Linked DNA regions of Homo sapiens: regions 1, 2, 3, 4, 5 and 6 are each linked to region 7. A link is a contact called in ENCODE Hi-C or POLR2A ChIA-PET data. All regions are on one chromosome and are shown on one strand. Each heading gives the region's core, a stretch centred on a gene start or an enhancer-like site at or near the end of the contact. The rest is flanking DNA. Distances are from core to core; before and after follow the strand shown. Region 1 overlaps AOPEP (aminopeptidase O (putative)). Region 2 holds the start of HABP4 (hyaluronan binding protein 4). Region 3 holds the start of AOPEP (aminopeptidase O (putative)). Region 4 overlaps AOPEP (aminopeptidase O (putative)). Region 5 has its middle 17 kb from the start of FBP1. Region 6 has its middle 29 kb from the start of HSD17B3-AS1. Region 7 holds the start of PTCH1 (patched 1).

The links. A loop is a pair of places that touch in the nucleus more often than their neighbours do. ChIA-PET counts read pairs that join two places held with the same protein, here RNA polymerase II (POLR2A). Pooled maps may share reads with other maps.
Region 1: a loop to region 7 is called in a map of naive thymus-derived CD4-positive, alpha-beta T cell, with 7 times the contacts of the local background. The contact joins the enhancer-like site here to the promoter of PTCH1 in region 7. A Hi-C loop is called at or near these places in 1 of 168 maps with a recorded cell type or tissue (naive thymus-derived CD4-positive, alpha-beta T cell), 3 of 37 single-sample maps with no recorded cell type and 11 of 50 pooled maps.
Region 2: a map of naive thymus-derived CD4-positive, alpha-beta T cell shows a loop between it and region 7 (3-fold over the local background). The contact joins the promoter of HABP4 here to the promoter of PTCH1 in region 7. A Hi-C loop is called at or near these places in 1 of 168 maps with a recorded cell type or tissue (naive thymus-derived CD4-positive, alpha-beta T cell) and 4 of 50 pooled maps.
Region 3: a loop to region 7 is called in a map of CD8-positive, alpha-beta T cell, with 8 times the contacts of the local background. The contact joins the promoter of AOPEP here to the promoter of PTCH1 in region 7. A Hi-C loop is called at or near these places in 4 of 168 maps with a recorded cell type or tissue (CD4-positive, alpha-beta T cell, CD8-positive, alpha-beta T cell and naive thymus-derived CD4-positive, alpha-beta T cell), 7 of 37 single-sample maps with no recorded cell type and 18 of 50 pooled maps. POLR2A ChIA-PET finds 5 or more read pairs at or near these places in 2 of 52 experiments (PC-9 and Panc1).
Region 4: a pooled map shows a loop between it and region 7 (6-fold over the local background). The contact joins the enhancer-like site here to the promoter of PTCH1 in region 7. A Hi-C loop is called at or near these places in 2 of 37 single-sample maps with no recorded cell type and 3 of 50 pooled maps.
Region 5: a pooled map shows a loop between it and region 7 (5-fold over the local background). The contact joins the enhancer-like site here to the promoter of PTCH1 in region 7. A Hi-C loop is called at or near these places in 2 of 37 single-sample maps with no recorded cell type and 10 of 50 pooled maps. POLR2A ChIA-PET finds 5 or more read pairs at or near these places in 1 of 52 experiments (HCT116).
Region 6: a map of heart right ventricle shows a loop between it and region 7 (15-fold over the local background). The contact joins the enhancer-like site here to the promoter of PTCH1 in region 7. A Hi-C loop is called at or near these places in 34 of 168 maps with a recorded cell type or tissue (A673, CD4-positive, alpha-beta T cell, CD8-positive, alpha-beta T cell and 23 more), 33 of 37 single-sample maps with no recorded cell type and 40 of 50 pooled maps. POLR2A ChIA-PET finds 5 or more read pairs at or near these places in 6 of 52 experiments (A549, HEK293, HepG2 and 3 more).

Annotation. Positions count from the first base shown.
Region 1 is chr9:94,859,808-94,863,181 of GRCh38, reverse strand. All of the region lies in intron 5 of AOPEP (aminopeptidase O (putative)), which reads right to left. Among named protein-coding and RNA genes, the nearest start is that of MIR2278, 52 kb to the right of the region's middle. RefSeq lists an enhancer at 1,945-1,994. Within about 2 kb of position 1,986, at least 16 of the 41 ENCODE cell types and tissues checked have a DNase peak (open chromatin) inside an H3K27ac peak, as active enhancers do.
Region 2 is chr9:96,448,363-96,451,748 of GRCh38, reverse strand. HABP4 (hyaluronan binding protein 4) reads right to left here and starts at 1,580. Exons shown (of 8, transcript NM_014282.4): 1 at 1,121-1,580. The coding sequence starts at 1,469. RefSeq lists silencers at 1,063-1,112, 1,193-1,252, 1,263-1,802 and an enhancer at 2,083-2,162.
Region 3 is chr9:94,725,312-94,728,432 of GRCh38, reverse strand. AOPEP (aminopeptidase O (putative)) reads right to left here and starts at 1,734. Exons shown (of 17, transcript NM_001193329.3): 1 at 1,682-1,734. RefSeq lists enhancers at 1,463-1,942, 1,465-2,007, 1,953-2,122.
Region 4 is chr9:94,803,797-94,807,082 of GRCh38, reverse strand. The region is part of intron 5 of AOPEP (aminopeptidase O (putative)); the gene reads right to left. Among named protein-coding and RNA genes, the nearest start is that of MIR2278, 4.5 kb to the left of the region's middle. Within about 2 kb of position 1,327, at least 11 of the 41 ENCODE cell types and tissues checked have a DNase peak (open chromatin) inside an H3K27ac peak, as active enhancers do.
Region 5 is chr9:94,654,743-94,658,115 of GRCh38, reverse strand. No RefSeq gene overlaps it. Among named protein-coding and RNA genes, the nearest start is that of FBP1, 17 kb to the right of the region's middle. Within about 2 kb of position 1,740, at least 9 of the 41 ENCODE cell types and tissues checked have a DNase peak (open chromatin) inside an H3K27ac peak, as active enhancers do.
Region 6 is chr9:96,216,115-96,219,396 of GRCh38, reverse strand. No RefSeq gene overlaps it. Among named protein-coding and RNA genes, the nearest start is that of HSD17B3-AS1, 29 kb to the left of the region's middle. RefSeq lists a silencer at 949-1,158 and an enhancer at 1,169-1,388. Within about 2 kb of position 1,301, at least 19 of the 41 ENCODE cell types and tissues checked have a DNase peak (open chromatin) inside an H3K27ac peak, as active enhancers do; they include dorsolateral prefrontal cortex, heart right ventricle, ovary and 3 more, where a contact is called at or near this core.
Region 7 is chr9:95,507,410-95,510,604 of GRCh38, reverse strand. PTCH1 (patched 1) reads left to right here and starts at 1,339. Exons shown (of 24, transcript NM_000264.5): 1 at 1,339-2,444. The coding sequence starts at 2,244. RefSeq lists enhancers at 890-1,439, 3,025-3,195 and silencers at 2,084-2,403, 3,184-3,195.

The sequences.
Region 1 (3,374 bases), core at 737-3,236, 650 kb after region 7:
CAGCAGGAGAGAAGCGAGAAGCAGCCCCGGTTCCCACTCCACCCTGGCCTCTCTACCTGTGCCCTTGTTTCATATGGGGAAAGAAGGAAACTTCTGTCTTACCTAAGTCATTATTTCAAGTGTTCTGTCACGCACAACCAAATTAAATCTTGCCATTATGCTTTTGAAAATAATTTGGAAAACAAGTCCATGTAGACTTTATGTGTGTCTTTTTAAACCTATTACTCGACGAACACACTGAAACTCTTTTCTAGTGAATGATCAAGTATTTGTGCGCATATACTTTGTCCCGAGAATTAAGCCTAACACTATGAGAGAATATAAAGAAGTCCAAGACGGAGTTCTTGTCCTTAGGAAGTTAGTGAGTTTGCCACTGAGAAAGGACAAACACGCACCACCTATCCTCTCTCCCAACACATCCACCCAGAGGAAACAACATGAGGCAACAAAGTGCAAAACTGTGCAGTGTGATTGCAAGTGGGGATGGAATCCAGAAACCAAAAACAGGGAGGACGGAGACTCTGGGAGAAGGTTCCAGGGAGGCGCTGGCCCTTAAGGTGGGCCTTGCAGGAGGGGCAGAACCTGGAGATGCAGTGGAAACTGGCTGAGCATCCTCAAGGGTGGGGACCAGTCGCAGGCAAACCGCTGTTTCAGTAATGAACAGAGCATGTTCAAGGAGACTGGAAGGAGGTCAACCAGACGTGTGGCCTCTGGAAACAGAGCCCTCCCTTTTCTCAGGACATGGTTTCTCAGCCTTGAAAAAGAGTCCCTTTAAAGGATGATTTACCTCCCCATTCACCCCACATCTGAGAGATCAATCTGTGCTCCAGATCCTCCCTGCCATGCATCTAACAGGCTTGACATTGCTCAGACATCCCTGAGCATCGCCCTGAGGTATGCCTGAGGCCCAAGAACACTGTTTTTCTGTGGGGGTCCTGCTCAGCCAGCCCAGTGACTTTGAAAGAAACGTCCTTTTTACTATGCAACAGGCACATGTGAAGTCTCACTCACATACTCTGATGAGGTGTTTCAAGTTAAACTGTTAGGTAGAGGTGGTGTGCTCTGCTTCCTATGTTGTGAAATAGTAATAAACCAACAGAATGACTGGTCATTGCTTCCAAAGAGGAGGCCAGGGAATTTAATCACTCACAAACTAGCCACGATCACAGGATGAAGCAACTTTCCTAGTAAGCTGCTTTTCATAAACAAAGCCGTTGTTGAGTTTTTAAAATCCAACCAAACAACAAACAACTCTGAGGACAAGAAGAGCACCGTCTAGCCTCATGAAAGACGTAGTGCAGCCTTCACTCGCAGAACGTGCTTCAGAAGAGCAGGTCCTACAGAAGCACGGAGGACCCGACCCATGCAGTTACAGGGAGGATGGCTGTGGAATCCAGGCTGCACCAGGTGTACTACTCGTCAAGCACTGGCTGATGAGAGGGCCTGCACATTCAGTGGTTTTATATCGGGGGTTGGGAACAGTAAATAACATCTCTGGGATCTAGTCTAAGACAAATGAAACCAAATGACTCTTTTTCCAAAAATGGGCCTAAAACAGCTCATGGGAACCACCCCTGGCAGCCTGGTGGAGCAGGAAAGCACAGGCCAGGTGTGAAGAGACCTGAGTGCCAGCTTGGCTCTGTTGTCATGGAAGTCGTTGTTGACCTTGGTTGCTTAATCTGTAAATTAAGGGAGTTCAACTGGAGATGACCCATCCCTGATACTCATTGTGGCACTAATGATGACTCTGTGTCAGTAACAGATGAATACACAGGAAAGAACCAGTATATGTTTCTCTCTTCATCTTCTTTTCTGCCCATCACCATTTCTCCATATGCCCCCACATCATATTAATTTGCCAATTAATAAACAGCCATCCTCAGTTGCAATGTCATCTGAAGCTCAGTGGATTTCATGCTTGTTTGGTGACAGCAGCTGCTGCTGCTGCCCTCAAACCACATCCTTCCCCTTCGTCATGAAGCCTCCTCGAGAGCCACAATTTGCCTTGGCCAGAGCTCCCCGTACGTCAGCTTCCACCAGAAACTGCCATCCATATGCAGAGTTCTGGTTCATCAGCCCCTCTGAAGCAGATCCAGCTGGCCACAGTGGATTCCAGGTGGTCAAGACCAAAGAATCTCATAGCATTGTCAGCACACTGAAGCTGAAAGAAACCGCAAAAAGCACCGAATCTGACTGCCCCCAATTTGTAGATGAGGACACTGATGCCCTAAGAGGTTTATTTATCTAACATGGACTAGCCAGAGCTAGAACCCAAGTCTCCTGACTCAACGGTCAATTATGACTTTGAAATGGACAGAATTAGAAGCTACTAAAATCTACTATTTATGGTGTGCTCTGTGTCAGGCACTGTGCTAAGTGGCTTCTTAAACCTGACATGTACAGAGAACTCAGAATCTTTTCTCCTAATCTGCTCCTCTTCCTGTCCTCCCCACATTAGTCAATGGAGCACCCATCCATCCAGCGGCTTCTGCCAGAAACTCGGGAGTCACCCTTGACATCTCCCTCTTCCTCATCATCTCCCCATATAAAACTCTCAAGTCCTGCATTCTCCAGAGCATATCTTGGAACTCTCCAATTTTCCCCACCAGCACCCTCTCCACCCAGGTCTAAGCCACCTTCATCTCCTGCCTGGATTGCGGCCACACATCATCTCATCTCACCATTCCACTGCCACTACTCCTGTCGCTTCATTCTAGAACCAGAAACCTGAGCAATCTTGTCAAAACATAAGCCAGGTCACGACCTGCCCACCCCGTCCCCACCCTTGCCACTGCTTAAACCTGCTGGGCTTCCCAATACGCTCAGAATGAAGCTCAGATTTATATGAGGCCCTGCTTGGTCTGACGCCCTTATGATGCTGCCAATCTCATTTCACGCCAATCTTCCCATAGGTCACTAAATTCCATGAACACTTCTTTCGGGTCCTCCAAAGTTCCAAGTTGCTTCCAATCACAGCCTGTCCTCCTGTATAATATGCCCTTCTTCCTACTCCTGGCCTGGCTCACGTTCCACTGCCCTTCAGGTTTCAGCTTCTACATCACTGCCTCAGAGGCACCTGCCCCAAGGCCCTGCCAGGAGTGTTTCCTCTAACCCTGCATTCCTCCCACACAGGACTGACCAGTTTGTCGTACTCCATTTTTGAGAATATTTGTTTAATAACTATCTATCTCCCCAACCAGACTATAAGCCCCTTGAAGACAGGGACTGTCTCTATTTGTTCATCACTGTAGCCGAAGAATTTAGTGTTCAGTACATAGGACGCCCTAAATAAGTGTCTGCTGAATTTATTTATCAATTAGTTTACAGAAAACTTGAGTATAATAGTGCCTGTCATTTACAGATGAGCAAACAAA
Region 2 (3,386 bases), core at 331-2,830, 940 kb before region 7:
TTTTTAAAAATCATTTTCAACATCTTTATTGTAGTGACTTGATTCTCAAGTGATGACTCTGGATTTAGCTTTTCACAAATAAAGGTAAACATTACCCAGCTGCACATCAAAGCCCTAATACTTAAACCTGAGACGTTTCCTCAGGGCTGCGATGCACAATTTTTATCAAGCAAGGAACAAACCAATAAAGCCAAGTTGAACACACTGGCAAACGTCGGCAGGAATGGTCAACCTACACATCTTAATCCTAACACTCTGCAAACCTTGGGACCGCTGCCTCATTTCAAGAAAACAGGAAACACAGGTGGAGTGTTGCTGGCTCTGCCACTGACGCAGTTCGGTGAGAGAATGAACTCTGAAGCACCCTCCCCGTCCACAGGCAGCAGGACACCACGCTGCGCACCGGTTTTTCTTGCTAAATAGGGAGTGGGGAACTCCGAATATTCTTGCTGGAAAGGTTAAAAACGCTTTTCTTAAAGCAGCCTTGAGCTATTTATAAGTTGCACATCCCATCAACACCACACGAAGTACTGAAATACGATGCCGGCTGCCTCCTGGAAGCTACCGGACGGAGAAGGGGCGAAGGCGCCAGGCCGGACCGCGCCGGGGACCCCCGCCCGGGCCCCGACGTCACAGGCCGCCCCGCGGTCGCCCAGGCCTCCGGCATCACAGAGGCCCCCAGCCCCGGGACCAGGCGCCCTCCTCCTCCCCACCGCGCTCTCGGGTGGCTCCGACCTCAATCTTGCAGAGGCTGGGCTGGAAGATGAAGGTCCCCGCCAGGTCTGGATGTGGGAGCCCCGGGGTAGCGACCTCAGCCGTTCGCCCCCACACGCCACCCAGACAACCTCCCTCAACTTCGTCCAACTTGCCGTAGAGCCTCAGTGCCAGGGTTCGAGGGCCCTATCCCACCCCAAGCCAGCGTTTCCCCCGGAGCCCCGCACGAGGCTGGCGAGAGCTGGAAGGGGTGTGACCCCTGCCCCTCTCCTCCTACCTTCGGCGGCCACCAGGACCCTCAACTCTCCCTACTGTTCCCGGGCCCCTCCTCCTGAAACCGGCCCCCGGGACCCCAGTCTCACAGCGGGCCGAGCCGTGGTCCGCTAACCCCGCTGTCCCCGCGTACCCGGCGCCTGCAGGCCGCCCCCGGGGCTATCGGGCCGCTGAGCGACGGGCGCCGGGAGGCTCTTGCGCTCCTTCTGCGACTCCCTCCGGCCGCCCGCGCCGGCTCTGTGGCCCGAGGCCCCGGCTGGGCTCCTGCCGCCGCGGGGACCGGCCCCGGCCGCCGCCGCCGCCTCGTCGCGCCTCTTGCGCTGCAGCTGCTGCTGGCGCCGGCGCTCGGCCTCGCGCAGGATGTCGAACGGGTCCGACTCGTCGTCCAGCAGCTGATGGAAGCGGTTGGCCACCACGCAGCCGAAACTCTCCTGCATCGCGGCGCCAGCGGCAGCCACGGGACTCCCCAGAGCGCCCTTCATGCCGCCGCGACCACTGCGGGCCCGGGAGGGCAGCCCACGCGAGCGCGTCTCAGCGAAGCCGGCGGCCAGGACCCATGCCGCCCGCTCCGCCGCCACCGCCCTCCGGGCCCTACCCTGTCCGGCCCCTACCGGCGCCCGCCCCCGCGGCGCCGCCGCCGTCCGCCCCGCTGCGCCAGACAGCCAGTCAGCGCGCGCGGGTGCGCCCCCTTTCCGACACGGCGCGCCTGGAGACCCAATCACCGACCGGCTGCTGTCACGTCACGCGACCTCTGGGCCCCGCCCCGTTCGCTCAGCAGGGAGGGGCGGGGCCCAGGGGCGGAGCTACTGGCTGGTCCAGGCGGCGCCGACGAAGCGGTGGGGTCTCGGCTGTGTGTGCTTTCTCCCGGGACTGCGACCGTATTTGCTATGGGCCACTCTGCTTTGAAGCTTATGTATACATTTAGCCGTGCAACAGCTACATATTGCGCACTTACCGTGTGCCAGGCATTATGTTGTAGGAAATACTAGCTCCGTGTTGTCACAGATCTGAGTCTGTAGATGGAGAAAAAGTGCCCTGAAGGACAGGCGCAGAGCTCTCTACGGGCTGCAGCAAAGGGATCTGACCTAATTGGGAAATGACAGTTAAGCCGAGGGAGAGGGGTGACAAGGGGTTGGAGGAGGAACAGCAAGTGCAGCAGTCTTGAGGTGGGATGTGCACAGCCTATTCAAGCTCAAAGTGGTCTCTATTCTAAGAGCAGTGGGAAGCAAGTTTTGAGCATGAGCAGATTTGGGTTTGAAAAGGCCACCCTACCTGCACTGTGAACTAATAGTTTGGAGGGAAATACAAATGGATGCTGGGAAGCCAAACATGATTGTTGCAAAGCTCCAGGGAAGAGTTGATAGTGACTGGGATTAGGATGGTGGCGGTGGAGGCGAAGAGAGTAGATGGATTCAAAGACTTGGTGATGCGCTAGAGGTGGTGATGAGGGAGAAGAAGATACGGTGACTCTTATTTTCCTGGCTCCAGCATCTGAATGATAGTATTAGTTACCACTGGAAGACACTACTTTAACGGGAATCATTAATTCAGTCTGGGACACGTTGAGGTTTGGATATTTGTTTTCTTTTGAGATATTCAGTTGAGGCCTGGAGCTTAGAGAACGCCGGACTGGACTTCCTCCAGGAAATCTTTGCATAGGCAGCGGTGGAGACACGCTTGGCTGCCTATCCTACAGCCGTTCTTTCCCTCTTACATTTTTCCAGAGCCTGTATTTTGTTCAGGCATCATATTCCCCAGGGGAAGAGGGCCCCTTCCAGCCTCAAACTTGATTAATCATACATTATTCATTGCACCTGATTCCAATTCCTTGCCAGTAATTGGCTTAGGAATAGGCTGTGGGGCAAATCGGGCAGAACAGATCTGAGAAGTATTCTGGGAAAGTTTTTCTTGCACCTAACAAGGGATTGAGAAGGGATCTCCCCCCCTTCTGTTCCCTGGTCTTTGTTCCATGAGAAGACATGATGCCTCGGGTGGCTGTTCCTTAGCGTGGCCATGAGGATGGCAGAGCAGGATAGAGAAAGGCTAGATCCTTGATGAGGTTGAGCTGCCGACTGGACCCACTTGGGAACCTCCCTACTTGAGGCTTATGATGTAAGGTGACAGATGTGATTGCGCTTAGTTGTGTTTGCTTGTTTCATCCGAAAGCATCCAGTTAGAGCATCTTGCCAGGTGCTCTGTGACCAGCTTTTACTTTCCTTAATAGCAAAGGAATTCCTAATCCTAAATGCTGTAAAGTCTGTGTGTTACTCACTTATTGAATTTTGTGTTATTCCCAAGGAGGACAGGGATGATGCCTGTCTTATTCACTGCAGTATGTATTCCCAGTGCTTGGCGTTCTAAGCAGCTATAGAGTAGGTTTTCAGTAAATATTTGTTGAA
Region 3 (3,121 bases), core at 485-2,984, 780 kb after region 7:
ATTTTTAAAATTTCCATCTCAAAGAGTCAATAAAATTTTCATTTCTAAAGAAGTATTAAGCTCTCAACTGTAAAATTACCCATTCCCTGAGGACTCCAAACAGCAGGGTTTTACTGCACAATCTTGTTTGCCATTTATCTCATTCTTAAAAATAAGGATGGTGTGTGTGTGTGTGTGTGTGTGTGTGTGTGTGCATGCGCGCACGCAGGAAGGATCACAAATTAAGCTTTCCAGGTGTTTTAACTCCAGGAATATGGGAACTTAACACAGTATTAAAGATATTAAAAAGTGTTAAATCATTTGTGTAGGTGAACAAACTCATAAAATTGTGTGCAACTATTGTAAAAAGCCTAAAATTTGAGCATTAGTAGAGTCCTTTAAGAAAAGTGCAGGCTTTGAAGTTATATTCAGACCTGAATTTAAATCTTGATTTTGCCATTTAGTTAACTGTGAATTTTTAGCAAGTCAATTTCATATAACCGAAACTCAATTTCCTTCTCTATAAATTGGGGGTAATAATTCCTAACTCACGAGGTGGTTGTATGAAGTAAGGAGAAAACATATGCAAAGTGTTGAACACAGTACCTGGGATAAAGCAGATGGGCCAACAGTAAGCAACTATTATTATACCCTAACCTTATTCTACTTTGTCCCCCAAATATTGGAAGAATCTAATCTTCCCAATTAGCAAGTCATTGGAAGGCTTCCCAGACTTATACGAAGCACAATATACACTATTCAAAAATGGAACAGACTAAAAGTATTTTAAAAATACAAAACCAAACAATCAATGAGATCAAGGATTTCAGAATTCTGCTTCTCGTCCCATATACTCAGCATCTATTCTGTCTGGTTTTGTAATAACCCATATTATTTCTTTATCAACCATATGAACCTTATTGTTGTTTTTTTGCGATCTAAACATCCCTAGCGGGTTATGTTACTTATTTTGAGGGCTACCTTTGCAAGGGTAATTGTCATCATTGCACGAAAACCAAAAAGAAATCAGGTACAAGGGGCATTTTATGCAATGCTATTAACTGTTCCATGCATCTCAACAGTGGATTGGATCCTAAGTGGATATTTTATTATCACAATAGATAATCATAATCACATTACTGTGCCACCCCCTCCCCGCCCATGCATGCGTTCATGAACAAAACTCCAGACTAACAGTATGAATGTTCTATAGGGACCCCAAAACTCAAAATGTGGTGCTCTCAGTAAAGATCCTCCGGGGGAAGAAGAGGCGGATGGGTTTCACTGCAAGTGGAAATGAATCGAATCGAAACTGTTCTGCCTACTTAAGACTGGAGATGAGCCCTGTGGGGCTAGAAGCCGAGACCGGCAGGTGACCGAGGGCCTGGAGGCAAGAGACGAAGGAGGAGGCACCCAGAGGCTGAGAAAGGTCTGTGCCGCCGGGGAGAAGACAGCCAGAGCCCGTGGCCACCTCTACAGCTGAGGTGGTAAGATGTGACCGCTCCGCCCAGTCCCCAGGATGGGTTTCAGCCCCAGGAGTCTGGGAGAACTGAGGAGGGGATGCGGGTCCTCGCTGGTCGAGCAAAAGTGAGGGTAAGGGAGGGTTCCCCGTCGCCTTCAGAACGGAATGATGCTGTCCCCGCCGCCATCCCGACGCCGGAGGAGAGGAAGGCAGGGACCCAACAGGGAGCGAACAGGTTACCTGTCTCAGCCGCGTCCCACGGGTCACCACTTCCGCAGACTCGGGGTTACTACGGGCTACCCCGGCACGCGCCGGGTGACGTCATCCACACGCGCCCGGGGCCGCATTCTGCCTGACCCGCCTTCCGCTAGGCCCGCCCCCTTAGGATGAGAGGGCGAGACCGCCCGGGGGAGATCTGCGCAGGCGCGGAGCTGCCGCGGTCATAGGAGGGCGCGAGCAGCTTGGCTGGCTAGGGCTTGTAGAGTTGCCCTGGTACCCTAGTATTCCTAATTGCAAAATCTTTATGAAGCTTAAGAAAAAAATCACCAGCCTGGGCAACCTGGGGAGGCCCCGTCTCTACAAAAAAATTAAAAAATTAGCCGAGTGTGGTGGCGTGCACCTGTGGTCCAGCTACTATGGAGGCTGAGGCAGGAGGATTGCTTAGGTCCAGGAGTTCGAGGCTGCAATGAGCTATGAACGTGCCACTACACTCCACCCTGAGCCACAGAGCAAGACCCTGTTTCAAATAAAATTTAAAAAAAGTTACTGAAATACAGATGTGCAATTTTATTCCTTAGCCTAGTCTCACCTCTGCTGCATGTGACTATTGTTCACATATTAATTCCACCACAATTTAAGGTCCTCCTGTGTGCCAGGCAAGCACCCTTAACAAAAGCTGGGGAAACAACCAGGAACAAGACAGACGCTGTGCCTTCCCTCATGGGGATTACTTTCTAGTTGAGAAAGCAAACATTAAATGTAGAAGGAAAGGCCGGGCGCGGTGGCTCACGCTTGTAATCCCAGCACTTTGGGAGGCCGAGGCAGGCGGATCACAAAGTCAGGAGATCGAGACCATCCTGGCTAACACGGTGAAACCCCGTCTCTACTAAAAATACAAAAAATTAGCCGGGCGAGGTGGTGGGCGCCTGTAGTCCCAGCTACTCGGGAGGCTGAGGCAGGAGAATGGCGGGAACCCCGGGGGGCGGAGCCTGCAGTGAGCCGAGATCGCGCCACTGCACTCCAACCTGGGCGACAGCGAGACTCCATCTCAAAAAAAAAAAAAAAAGTAGAAGGAAAATAAGTTGCTGAGAAATTAAAGGAAGACAGGTGACCTTTTGATTTGAGATGTCAAGAAAGTGCCCTCTGAAGAGGTTCAGTAAACTGAGAAGCAGCCAACTCTGTGGAGAGCTAAGGAAAGAACAGCCAAGAGAAGAATCTACATGTGAGCAAGCAATAGGGAAGGGGCAGAATGTGGTGCCTTGGAGAAAGTGAGAAAGTAGGTCATGGGAAGAACAGAGGATGAGATCAAGAAGGCAAGGAGAGTCCCCATCATGCACAGACTCTCTGGGTTCCTGTGAGGAATACGAGTTTATTCGAAGTGTAAGGGGAAACTAGTGAAGAGTTATCAACACGTAAGTGACAGGATCTAGTTTTATAACATCACCCTGCTAGCTGCTGTGT
Region 4 (3,286 bases), core at 78-2,577, 700 kb after region 7:
GCTGATCTTCAATGATATCTTCACTCACAGGGTCAGTATGGTTTCTGTGTGGAGACCCTAAATCAAGCACTCACTGCCTTAGAAACAGTTACACATCAGCCTTGCCTAAGTCTGGACCACCAGACTCTTGACAGCCATCACAAGATGAGGCCATTTTACTTGTCTCCCTGACTTCCTGCTTCTAAGTGACTTTGGGACATTATATATCCTCTTAATACCCGCTCTGTAAAAAATGGAACATACACACACATTCTCACTACCTACCTTGCTTAGTACAAAGTGGTATTGTCAAGACGAACAAAATAATCCTGGCCAAGGGCTTTCAGGGTCCCAGAAGAACATCACTTTATGAATACCAGTTACTATTTCAGGAACACAAAAATGAAAGAACCAGAACACATTAGAAGGGGAAAGCCCCTACCTATAACATAGGACGCAAATAAAGTCAAATAATTTTCTCAAGAAGGATAATTGAAATAAAAGAGAAAATGGAGAAAGTGAACACAAAGAAAGCAACAAAGGGGAAGCACACATGGGCATAAATCACCTTGCATGTGCCTCACAGCTCACAACTCATTCTGTTTGTTCATCTCTACAGCAACAGCAGGGTTGCCAGTAAACAAGGGATTAAAATTTTACAGAAAAAAAGGATGGTATGAGCTGCTTTCTATCATTCACACCCACCTGTTTGAAAAAGCAGAGAAGAGTTATACCACACAACAGGGGAAAGAAATGCCCATTCAACATCTTTTTAAAAAACAATCCATGCAGAAAGAAAATTGAGAATTTATTAAAATCTGAGAAAGAAACGACAACAATAACAAGAAACAAAACCCACACACAAAACAAAAATATGCAGCACATCGGAGAAAGTAGAGAAGTTGGCAGCCATGGTGAATTCAAAGGCATACTAATTTAAGGCTCAAAATCTGATTCCTGAGGCAAAGAATCACTATGGCTGCATCTTGCCTTGAAATCAGGGGGTCACATCCCCTGAAATCTAAAGAAGGATTGTTTAAAAGTAGGGTGGTTTTGGTTTGAGGGATCAAAAATTCAAGTAAAGCCAACAAAGAACAAACAAAGAAAAATTCTCAAAGCTGTGAAACCTTGCTACTTAAGATAATGACAGAAATTTATGACTGCTTCCTTCCCCAGCAGAAAGGAGCATAATTAGAAAGCTGAAAACAACAGGCCCTTTGTACCAGCATGTTATGTTTTGCTTATTCTATTACACATTGGCTGGGAGATAAGAATAAACAGGACAACACCCTGTCTAACCCGGGAGGAGGGAGTGGAGGAAAAGGCTGGTTACATTCATTCTTGGGCATGTACGTGCATACCGTTTATTTGCAAATTGAGGTACTTAAGAAAATTGTGCATGCAATAGTCAGGAACTAGTATAAACATTCAGAAGTCTTTTATTGCACAATCAAACCTTTTAAGAATAAGCCTTGTGTAATAGGGAGCTTTATAGTTTTTCCTCATAGTGAAGCATGTTGTGAAGATTTTAATAATTGATAATTTTTTCTATGGTCTTTAATTGTCAATCCTATTTTCATTCAGTTGTTGTTGCTTTTTTTAAAAAAAAAAACAAAAAACAAAAAACAAAAAACCTTTCAAACTAGGATGAGCAAATAAAACTAGGATGAGACACAGCTTCCCTCTCTGTGACCAACGATGTCAAAAACCCTTGCAAAGAATCAATCAACAGCTGCCAGGGGAAGAAAACGTGGTGATCTGAGACTTCTCCCTTCTCTACAAAGGGACGGTTGCCCGTCTGGGTGCCAGGTGTTCTGATAGCTTCAGCCATGGAGAATTCTGCTCAAGAACAGCAGCTGCTAAGCCAATCAGGTTCTCATTAGCCAGTCGGGAGATGGTATAGGTATCTACGGTCCCAAGAAAAAAAAAAAAAAATTTGATCTCTTCCCATAACCCGTCTGCCTAGAATGATGGACCTGACTTAATCTTGCCATTTCTTAGTGACTCACTTGCTCCTGGCACCCAAGCTCACTAAGAACGGGGCTAAGGAAAGCCATTTTAAGACCTCACTGACCTGCCACCATCCTGGCCTTCATTCTACTCCTCCAACCCATGAGAGTGGTTCCCACCTTGAGGCCTGTGGACCGGAGTGCTTTTCCACCAGATGGTCACAAAGCTGATTCCTTTTTATTCTTCAGTCTTAGCCCAAATGTCACCCTTTAAGGAAGCTTTTCCCTCTCACCCTAACGATGCTATTGATTCTCCCACTGTGACACTTACTTGATTTTATTTTCTTCATAGCATACATCTTAATTACTTGTTTCACGTACACTAATTTTCTCCCCTGACTAGAATGTCCATTTCATAAGGACAGAGGCCTCCTCTATCTCGTTCACCCTTGTAGGCTTTGCATCGTAAGTACTATCTGGCACACAGTATACGCTTGATAAATATTTATTGCAAGAATAAATAAACAATAACCAAATTATCAAGATTATCTGGTATAGAACAGGTGGGGAAAAGCTCAAACAATCTGTCACCTGTCATCGGCCACACTATAGTCATTTTTTTCCCCTCAATTTTCCCAGTGGGATGAAGGGTGAAGATGCATGTGAACAGCTGAGCCATGAAGCAGAACTACACAGCACATGGTTTTTTAACTTCAGTGCTCTTCACAGAAAACCACTCTGAAATAAGTTGCAAGAGATTCTTGAAATTCAAATACAAGGAAAAAAAAGAACATATATGGACGACAGCTAGGTAGTTCTGCCAACCTAACTATGCCATGACATGTAATTGTGAACTGCTGAGAGACAAATGCAAAGCAAAGCATTTCCTATACACACATACAAAGGTAAGATTAAGGTGTTAATTTTTAAGCAACTGTCATATGCCTGGTTCTAGAATATGATTCCATTAACGTTACTGCTGTTATAACAGAGAGTGTAAGTGTGATGATGAGCTCCTTTCATTATTTCTCAAAATTAAGAAACTAGGCTTGCCAGTCAATCCCCAGCAGAGACTCTGAGAACATACGAGGACACAATGAAAACAGTAGAATATTAATTAAACCAACAGGAAGAGAGCTGTGTGTACTTCAGAGATGCATTTTAAATGCATGCATATCTTCATACAGACATCATAGTAGTCAAGTCAAGAAATGTATACTTTACGGTTCCTGATATGGCAGATTCAGTCTTCATGGAAGGCAAAAACACAATGAAACAAAAACTGAAAGCCCACACACACCCACTGAGGAAAGCATCTGAAAGGCAAACTAGTGATTTTTCTCAGCAAAGAATTAAAG
Region 5 (3,373 bases), core at 491-2,990, 850 kb after region 7:
AAAAATACCAAAAAAAAAAAATAGCTGGGCGTGGTGGCATGCACTTGTAGTCACAGCTACTCGGGAGGCTGAGACAGGAGAATCGCTTGAACCTAGGAGGTAAAGGTTGCAGTGAGCCGAGGTCACACCACTGCACTTCAGCACCTCAGCATGGGCAATAGAGCGAGACTCCGTCTCAAAAAAAAGAAAAGAAAAAAAAGATGACAAATCAGCTTATGGCAGGGGCAGAAGAGGAGGCCTGGCTCACAAAGATGGTCTCTATGGACGCAAACCTCCCCCAGCAAGACAGCTTTTCAGCTATTCTTGGATTTCTAGCCCTTTTGAATAGCCATCTTAAAATATGCCAAAAAGTATATTTTGGAGTGAAATATTTTCATTTCCTTCAATATACTTATTATTCTGATTGTGGTGGTAGTTCCATGGGTATAGACATGTGAAAACATACCAAAGTGTGTATTTTCAGTGTGTGCAGTTTCTTGTCTGTTAATTGCACCTTGATGAAGCTGTTTTGAAAAAGGAAGATCTTCTTAGGATTCCTCACTTCCTGTGACTCTCCCACAGCAGCTGGGGGAATGGGCCAAGAGCAGAATCTGGTGACAAAGTAGCCTTGGGTGGCTTGGTTGGCCACACACGCCACTGAAAGCACCTCTCCCAGGAATCCAGTCGCCTCCAGTGCCTGCTGAAGCAAGAAAACCCTCCAAAGGATGACTCCAGCTGTGTCTGCATCATAATTAAGGCTGCAAAAACCCAAAATGAATGAAGTCTCCCCAGCTAATGTGCCACTTCTAATTTAATCTAATTGGCCTCTGAAAGAGAGCCTTGGCCTGCCTCAGAGGCAAAATCTTCCAAATGAAGTGAATTTAAACTAATTTAAGCTAACTAATTACAAACTGGGGGGTATTGTCACAAGACAATTGTTATTGTTCTTTGATTGCTTGCTCAACTGGATTATTTGCTCATTACCTTCAGAGCTGTTGGGACTTTCATGGGGTGCCCCTTGCCGCACATCAATAAGGCATTCTACAAGGCAGCCTGGAGTGGAGGGTCCCCACACCAGATTGGCATGGGAGCGCTGAGGATTAGCTTGGCTTTCTGCGTGTTTGGAGAATCTTAAAGCAAATGCACAGCATGTGCTGCTCATTCAAATAACCTGCAGCTAACTACACCTCTTTTTGGAGACGTAAGTTTTTCTTTAGCTTCGGGATGTAGGTTATGAGTTTTGAGGTCATCTGTTGAACCAACCTCTTTATTGTTCAGTCGTTCTGACCTTGAGATGCAGCTCGTTATACCTGGGTAGAGATCTGAAGCAAAAGTGGGGAGAAAAAAAAGACCTGTATCCAAGCCTGTTTCTCAGCAGCTGTGTGAGGTAGCTGTGCTGCCACACCTCTCTGAGCCACAGGCAGAGATCTGGTGGAAAACGCATGAAATTTGCAGACCCATCTATCTGCTGCTTCTGGTTTGAGCTTCAGTTCCCTCCTCCCAGGCATGTTAAATTTAGCCTACAGCTGCCTCCTTACTTATTTTAAGTGTAACAAATGTTATGTTACATTTGGGACCTGTGTGGCTAAAGGCTTCTCTGCACAAAGGGAACTGTCACTTAACTGGATGTGAAAGGGGCTGTAACCTACTCTTGTGACAAGCAACCATACTTCAACCACTCACAGGTGGCCAAGTCTTCCAACTGTGTTCGAGTAAGGCCAACGCTGAGCTGTAGCCAATCAGGCTGTTTCTCTGCCTCACTTCTGTTTTCTGTGCTTCACTTTCCGTTCTCTGCCCGTAAAGACTCTCACCACACGGCAGCACCAGAGACGCTCTGAACCTCTTCTGGTCAGGGGGCTGCCTGATTCCCATATCATTCTTTGCTCAATTAAACTCTGTTAAATGTAGTTTGCCTCAGTTTTCCTTTTAACAGGCAGAAACTACCACCTCACAGAATTGCTATGAAGACTGAACATGGTCACTCTGTGAAAACATTTCATAAACTGTGTGTCGCTTGCGAATGCTGTTATTTTTCTCATCTGTAAAATAAAGGAATTCAACCAGGGGATTTGAATAGTTTCTGTATTCATTTCCTGTGGCTGCCATAACCAAGCACCACAAATCGGGTGGTTCATAGCCACAGAACTGTGTCCTCCTGCGGTTCTGGAAGCCGAGTCTGAAATGAAGGTGGCGGCAGGGCTGTCCTTCCTCTGACGGCTCAGGACGAGTCCTCTCCTGCCTCCTCCAGCTCCAGGCGCTCCTCAGCATGTGGCTGCTTCGCTGGGTCTCTGTCCCACCTCCACATCACCTTCTGCTCTGTGTGTTTCAAATCTCTCTCTGCCTTTCTCTTGTGAGGACACTTGTAATTGGGTTTAGGGCTCACCTGGGTAATTCAGGATGATCACATGGCAACAGCCTTCACTTGATTACATCTTCAAAGACCCCATTTCCCAAATAAGGCCACCATCCCAGATTCTGGGTGGACACTGTGGGCAGTGGCACCATATTCAGCCCACTGCAGCCCTCCTTAGCTCTGTGGTCCTATCTTCTTCTGGATGTTACCATTTGGTCTAAATTTCAACCAGTCTGAGTTGCATATTGAGTGGTACAAAAGCAATGGCCACATTTGATGTTTCTTGTCTGAGAATGTATGTTTCTTCAATATTTCCATGAAAAATATGCATCGAATATTTTACTACGGTAGGAGTAGGGGCCAAGTATAGGGCAAAAACTTATTGATTACAAGTTTATGCAAATTAGACAGCAAAATGAAAATTTCAAGCAGCCTTGGCACTACAACAAAAAAGTCTGTCTAGCAAGAGATTGGATTTAATTATTAAGAAAGTTGGGGGCCGGGCCTGGTGGCTCATGACAGTAATCCCAGCACTTTGGGAGGCTGAGGTGGGTGGATCACCCGAGGTGGGGAATTTGAGACAAGCCTGACCAACATGGAGAAACCCTGTCTCTCCCAAAAATACAAAAATTAGCTGGATACGGTGGCACATGCCTGTAATCCCAGCTACTCGGGAGGCTGAGGCAGGAGAATCGCTTGAACCCAGGAGGTGGAGGTTGCGGTGAACCGAGATTGCACTATTGCACGCCAGCCTGGGCAACAAGAGCGAAACTCTGTCTCAAAAAAAAAAAGAAAAAAGAAAAAGAAAGAAAGTTGGGAGAGTGACTGTCCCACTGTGCTGTTTGATAGAATCAGTGTCTCTGGGTTAGTGGCTTTTGGCAGATGTCTGCTAGTCTAAAAAGCCACAGTTGAGGGTAGAAAGAAGAAGATTCTAGAAAGAATGCTCATAATGGACAATAATAGCTCTTTCTACTTCCGGGGAATCTTTCCATTTGGGAACACTGAAGTGCTTTGCAGACAGTCGTTACAATTACACAAGCG
Region 6 (3,282 bases), core at 52-2,551, 710 kb before region 7:
CTTAGGGCGTGCGAGTTGACCGTGCCCCTTCTCCAGGACGCGCGGCCGGCGGCTGGGTTTTCGAACGCGCGGCTGTGAACGGCTCCTTGGCGAGGAGGCACAGCCTCCGCAGGCCGGAAGCCACGCGCCCACCAAAGGCACGAGGAGCAGGGCGGAGAGTACTGCGGGTCAGACGAGCGAGGCCCTCGGGGAGGCGCCCAGAGGAGCGGGGCAGCGCGGCCGCAGCGCGGGTCGGGTCCGCGGACGCTGTTCAGGCCCCACTGTGGGGCTGCTGCCCCTGGGCTGCCCTCCGGCTCGGTGGAGCGCGGGAGTGGGGGTGGGGGCGCCTCTGCTGCTTCCACCCCAGAAACCCGGGTCAGCGTTGGGAGCTGCACTGGGCGGCAGCGGAGAACATTAGAAGGGACAGTGTTTGGGTTAAAATCTAACCCTCGGTCGGGCGTGGTGGCTGAAGCCTATCCAACCACTTTGGGAGGCCGAAGCGGGAGGATCACGAGGTCAAGAAATCGAGACCAGCCCGGCCAACATGGTGAAACCTCATCTCTATTAAAAATACAAAAATTAGCCAGGCGTGGTGGTGAGCGCCTGTAGTCCCAGCTACTCGGGAGGCTGAGGCAGGAGACCCGCTTGAACCCAGGAGGTGGAGGTTGCAGTGAGCCAAGATCGAGCCACTGCACTCCAGCCTGGCGACAGAGCGAGACTCTGTCAAAAAAAAAAAAAAAAATCTATCCCTCATGATCTTGCTTTCTGTGCGTGTGTCTTTGCGTCAGGGGCAGGGAAAGCCTGTAGAGCACACATTGCCTAGTGAGGTCTTTACAACACAGGCTTTAATTATTTTCCTCCTTTCGCAGCTGAGAACAGAGAATTTAAGCAACTTGCCCAGAGTTCCAGAGCCAGACCTTAAAGGTAGGGCTTGTGACTCCGCATTAGGAACGTTCTCCTCCCCTGGATGGACCCGATGCCCCCGCACTAATAATCTTGAGCCGGAATTCAGCAACGCAGTGGTGACATTCAACCTTCCGCCTCACGGAGGCGGTGCCGGCGGGGCAGGGGATGGCCGCCAGGGGGCAGTGTGGCTCCGTGCCTCCGCGCCCGCTCCCGGACCCGCGCCCTGCCCCCACCGGCGCTGAGCCCGCCGGCGCTGAGCCCTCCAGCCCTGCTCCGCGTTCTTAGCAGCGTCGCCAGGCGTGGAAGAGGTTGGACTCAGGGCTACGTCTTCCAGTAGTTAAAAAACGGGGGGCCGAGGCCCCCACAGTTAAAGTGGGCGAGAGAGCAGCTTCCAGCATCTATGGCGATGATGGCCTTTTTTTGCCCAGATGCAACCAGGTCTGCCAGTCGGCCAGCTCGCACGGAGGGGCCCACCTCCAGCCCTGGCCTCAAGAGGGACCAGGCACAAACCTTACCTTGACAATGTTTCCAGCAACACTTCGCTGGGACAACTAGTCAGTGTGGTCAACCAGGCTAGGACAACTAGTCAGTGTGGTCACCCTTGTGGCCGTTCTTACGGGGAATTTGGTTATTATGGGGAACTTGGTGAGACTTGGGTGTAAGCCAGTAGTTGCATTAGTTGTTTTTGTAGCTTATCTTGTTTTAGTAGCAGTGATAGTGAGATTTTGCTTGTTTTTTTTTTTTTTTTTTTTTTTTCTTCTGGACTGATCCAAACGGAATGCTGAAGTTCTGTCTCCATCCGGAAGACCTGGGCTGTGGCCTCCCGGCGTCTCTGGGCAGGGGCATCTGCAGGTCCCCACTCTGGTGGGCACCCTGCTGCGAGTCTGCTCATACCCAGGGTGGATGCACCAGCTGCAGCTTTCAGCTGAAAAGAAACACGCTCTGCTCTGGCTTATGTCTGGCTGAGCTCTGGAAGGGCGGGCCCCTCTCAGCGAGCTGGGGGGCCCGCGTAGACGAAGATGACCCGCAGGCCTTATCAGCACTTATCTTTCAGTAAAGCCTGAGAGGCCAGCTTTGTGTCTGGGACCCTGGGAGCTCAGGAGGGCAGCTCGGCTTTTGTTCCTTGTTCTTCTCCAGCTGTTGGGAACTTTGCTGACAGCAAGAATCTACTCCATGGATTCACAGCACAGGCTATGACCAGAGACATATTTTTGTCCTAAAACATTTTTTTTTCTGATTATAAAGTTAATGGCCATTTTTCTTTTCTAACTTTTTATTTTGAAATAATTTGAAGCTTCTAAAAGCAGTTTAAAAATTATGCAAAGAGTTCACATGCACCCTTCACCCACATTGATGCCCTATAAATGCCTTGGTTTATATTTCCCCTCAAAATAACCACAGGCTTGTGACTGAATCAGGAAATTAACATTGATATAGTTGTGTTATCCTCCACAGACCCTCATCATATTTCCCCGAGGCCCATGAATGGGCCTTTGCTGAATCACACCTTGGGTTAGTTATTGCGTCTCTTTAGTCTCCTCTAATCTGGAACACTTTCTCAGATTTTCTTCATTTTTTCATGACTTGGACAATTTTTGAGCATATGGACCAGTTATCTTGTAGGAAGTCCCTGAACTTGGGCTTGTCTGACGTTCCCTCAGGATCAGACTGTTCGGAATCCCAGGGGCGGTGCTGGGTTCTTCCTGGTGCACCCCCCACCCCTGCCTCTGCCAGGGAGCAGCCGTTCCTGGAGATGTCACCTTTATCACTTGGTTAGGTGATGTCTGCTGTGTTCTCCACTGTAAAGTGATTATACCTTGTGGGGGGATACTTGCAGACTTTGTGATTATCTTATTTCTGAAACATTTTAGAGAATTTGAAAAGTATAGTCAAGAAGGGCAAAGAATCCCTCCTGGCTCCCCGCCTGCAGATAAGCACTGTCTCCATGCTGACTCCGTGCTCTTCTTCTTTTCCCTGGAGTCTCTGCTCTCTTTGGGATCCTCTAACCCTGCTGGAAGGACGTGTTCCTGTGGCTGATAAGCCTCACGCGACCTCTCCCATCCCCTGTCCCATTCCTCTGGGGGTGCTGTGGAGATTCTGTCTGAAACAGAGGTGTGATTCTAATAGAATTTTTAGGTCTAGCCCAGGGAGGAGGGAGAAGTTTTAAGTGGAGCCTTTTAGCTCCTCCAGAATTCAACATCCTGGGGCCTCCTTCCAGGAGGACAAGGGGAAAATTAAGGCAGCCACCCAGAAGGTCCGGGCTCTAGTCACTTGGGAACTAAGGAAGGGTCTGGGGTTGACCTTGTGCTCACAAAGGCCACCAGGGAGCTCAGTGCCTCCTGCCCATCCTCCTGGACAAGCCTGAGAGGAAGGAGGGAAGGTAAGTGCTAAGGAGCC
Region 7 (3,195 bases), core at 90-2,589:
CAAGGGTTTGCGGGTCGGGTTCCTACCGCAGGGAGGAACGTAATAACTTGGAAACGTAAGAAAAACACATTCCACTTTCCGAAAACAAAAATTTTTTTAAATAAAAAGCCTAGTTGTGTAGACGTGTCTGGCTCCAGAATCCACCTCAAAGGGTCGCGTGTTTTCCCCCTCCGCGGGAAGCGAATCCCCGGGATGCCTTGGTGACACTGGACGCGGTGTCGGGACGAATCCTCGCGATCCGCGCACAGTTTGTTTTCAATGAATCCAGCATCGGGGCATTTATAATCTCCTACGTCATACTATTATTAAATATAACATGCATACCGAGTTTTGTAAAAAAAAATACTGACTATATAAACATCTGGTTAATAAAAAGGGGTGTACAAATGAACCCAAAATAATCAGGAAAACTTTACTCTCTCAAGGAAACAATTCCGTTTCTCTAAGTTGTAAAAAAAGATTCTGTTGTTTCTCTTTTACTTATGTCACATTCGAGATTCAAATAAAAACGCCTCTGCCTCTACAAGACTGCTTCGGTGTCTGGATTCCACGTTTATAGAACACTGACTCCTTCAAACCAAGACTGTGTTTTTTTTTTTTTTAAGTTGGGGGGAGAAAGCGGCTGGGGGGCAGACGGATTTTAAGAAAGATGGCTTTTCCCAACGTCCTTGCTTTCCTCTTTAACTTTCCATTCTGTTTATCTTAATGCGAGGCGTTGTTCCCTGCAAGAGCCTAAGTCTTCCCTTTAGTTATAAAAGAAAAGAGAAGAGGAAAAAAAAATCTGGCACACACTGGCGCACTATCCAGCACGCTGTCATTATTGGTGCAGGCCTGGGAATGCGAGCCGGACCTCCCAGTATTTGCTGCAGCTTGAGGCCAAGGTGCCTCTGAAAGGCTTTTCTTTGAGGAATTTCAGAAATTGTTTAAGCGCTTAAAAAAATATTACATTTCCCCCCGTGTCTACCGCGAGGCAAATGTTCGTGTGTGTGCGTGCGCGCGCGTGTGTGCGCGCAAAGGCATCCCACAAAAAGAAGACACTGTTGAAAAGAAAAGGAATAAGAGAGAAAGGAGGGGGAGCATTCCTTAATGGAAGTATTGCATGCGAGAAGGTTGGCGCTCTCAGAGGCTGCCCCGAAGCCGAGGATGCACACACTGGGTTGCCTACCTGGGTGGTCTCTCTACTTTGGTGAGCTGTTGCTAAGCAGCTAATAATAGTCATGTTTGCTGAGTAATTTCTGCCCTCCGCGAGCCAATCGCGTCGCAGAAACCCAAGCCATCTGACAGCCCCGGGGGCGGGAGCTCCAGCCTTTTTCTCTTTCGCTCGCTCTCTCCCCCTCCACCCCCTCCCCTCCCCTCCTCCTCTTCTTTCTCCAAATGGAGAGAGTTCTTTTTTTTCTTCTTCCATCTCATCTATTGAATCAAGGAGCTGCTGCGGCCGCTGCCCGCTGCACACACACAGAGCGGAGTCCCCAGGTCCCGGGAGCGAGAGAGGCGCGCTGCACGGGGACAGAATGGTCCAGCGGGTTGCCGAGGAGCACAAGAAAGCAGAGTCCGGGACCGAGCAGCCACCGCGAACCCAGCAGCCAGAGCCCGAGCAGCCCGAGCAGCAGCTCCTGGAGCCGCCACCGCCAGCAGCAGCCACCGCGGGAGCAGCGGCAGCTGCGGCTGCCCGGGCCCGGCAGCGCTGAGACCCGCCGGGCACCCTCGGACCCCGCGGCGGCGGCGGCTCTGCGCTTGCCCTCCGCGGCCGCTCGGGCGACCCGGGAGGCGCCGAGAGAGCCAGCGCGGCCGGCGGGAGCAGCGGGGATTCGCTGGCTCTTTCTGCAGTGAAGGGGTCGCGGCGCGGGGCGGGGGGCGGGTAGGGGGAGTTGGGGACCGCAAGGAGTGCCGCGGAAGCGCCCGAAGGACAGGCTCGCTCGGCGCGCCGGCTCTCGCTCTTCCGCGAACTGGATGTGGGCAGCGGCGGCCGCAGAGACCTCGGGACCCCCGCGCAATGTGGCAATGGAAGGCGCAGGGTCTGACTCCCCGGCAGCGGCCGCGGCCGCAGCGGCAGCAGCGCCCGCCGTGTGAGCAGCAGCAGCGGCTGGTCTGTCAACCGGAGCCCGAGCCCGAGCAGCCTGCGGCCAGCAGCGTCCTCGCAAGCCGAGCGCCCAGGCGCGCCAGGAGCCCGCAGCAGCGGCAGCAGCGCGCCGGGCCGCCCGGGAAGCCTCCGTCCCCGCGGCGGCGGCGGCGGCGGCGGCAACATGGCCTCGGCTGGTAACGCCGCCGAGCCCCAGGACCGCGGCGGCGGCGGCAGCGGCTGTATCGGTGCCCCGGGACGGCCGGCTGGAGGCGGGAGGCGCAGACGGACGGGGGGGCTGCGCCGTGCTGCCGCGCCGGACCGGGACTATCTGCACCGGCCCAGCTACTGCGACGCCGCCTTCGCTCTGGAGCAGATTTCCAAGGTGCATTTCAGACTCTCTCCTCCCACTTTCTCTTCCCTCCTCTAACTCTTTGGGATCGCCCCCGCCACACACAAACACACACACTCTCTTCCTCTCTCTCTCACACACACACACACACTCACTCACACCTCTCCAGGAAAAGCAGCAGACAAATGGGGATTGAAAAATTCAAACCCTCCCTCTGGTCCTGGGAGGAAAGGGCTGTCTGAGGTCCGCAGGGGGTGGAGGTGTGTGTGTGTGCGTGTGTGTGTGTGTATACACACGCCCTCCCTGGTGTGCCTTTTCCGGAGCACTGGAAAGCCGTCCACGGCGGACCACCTCAAGGGCGGCCGCGGCACTGTCCTGCCCCGTGCCCCCTGCCCTGAACTTCTTCCTCCTGCGCCCCTGCCCCTATTTGCAGCCTAAACTCCTGTACGGCTGCCACATTTCTTAACATCTTGGAGGGGGAGGCGGAGTGGAGAGAGGCGGAGAGAGGAAGGGGGGAGGGAGCCGAAATAAAGGTGGTTTCCTTTTTTGGCAGCCAGTTTTGGTTTTGTTGAGCATGAAATCTCTGCTCCCTTAAAAAATTATTCTCGGAAAAAGATATCCCCCCCGTTTTCCAGGTTTTGAGCCGCCTCTCCTTAGGGCCTGGTCGGGGGAGGAAAAGTTGTAAACAAATTGCCACCTTAAATTCGCGGTGCGAGTCTGCGGAGCTGCCGGGTTCATTGTGTTTACGAGGCTCGCTGAAATGTGTGGAATCCAGGGAAGGCGA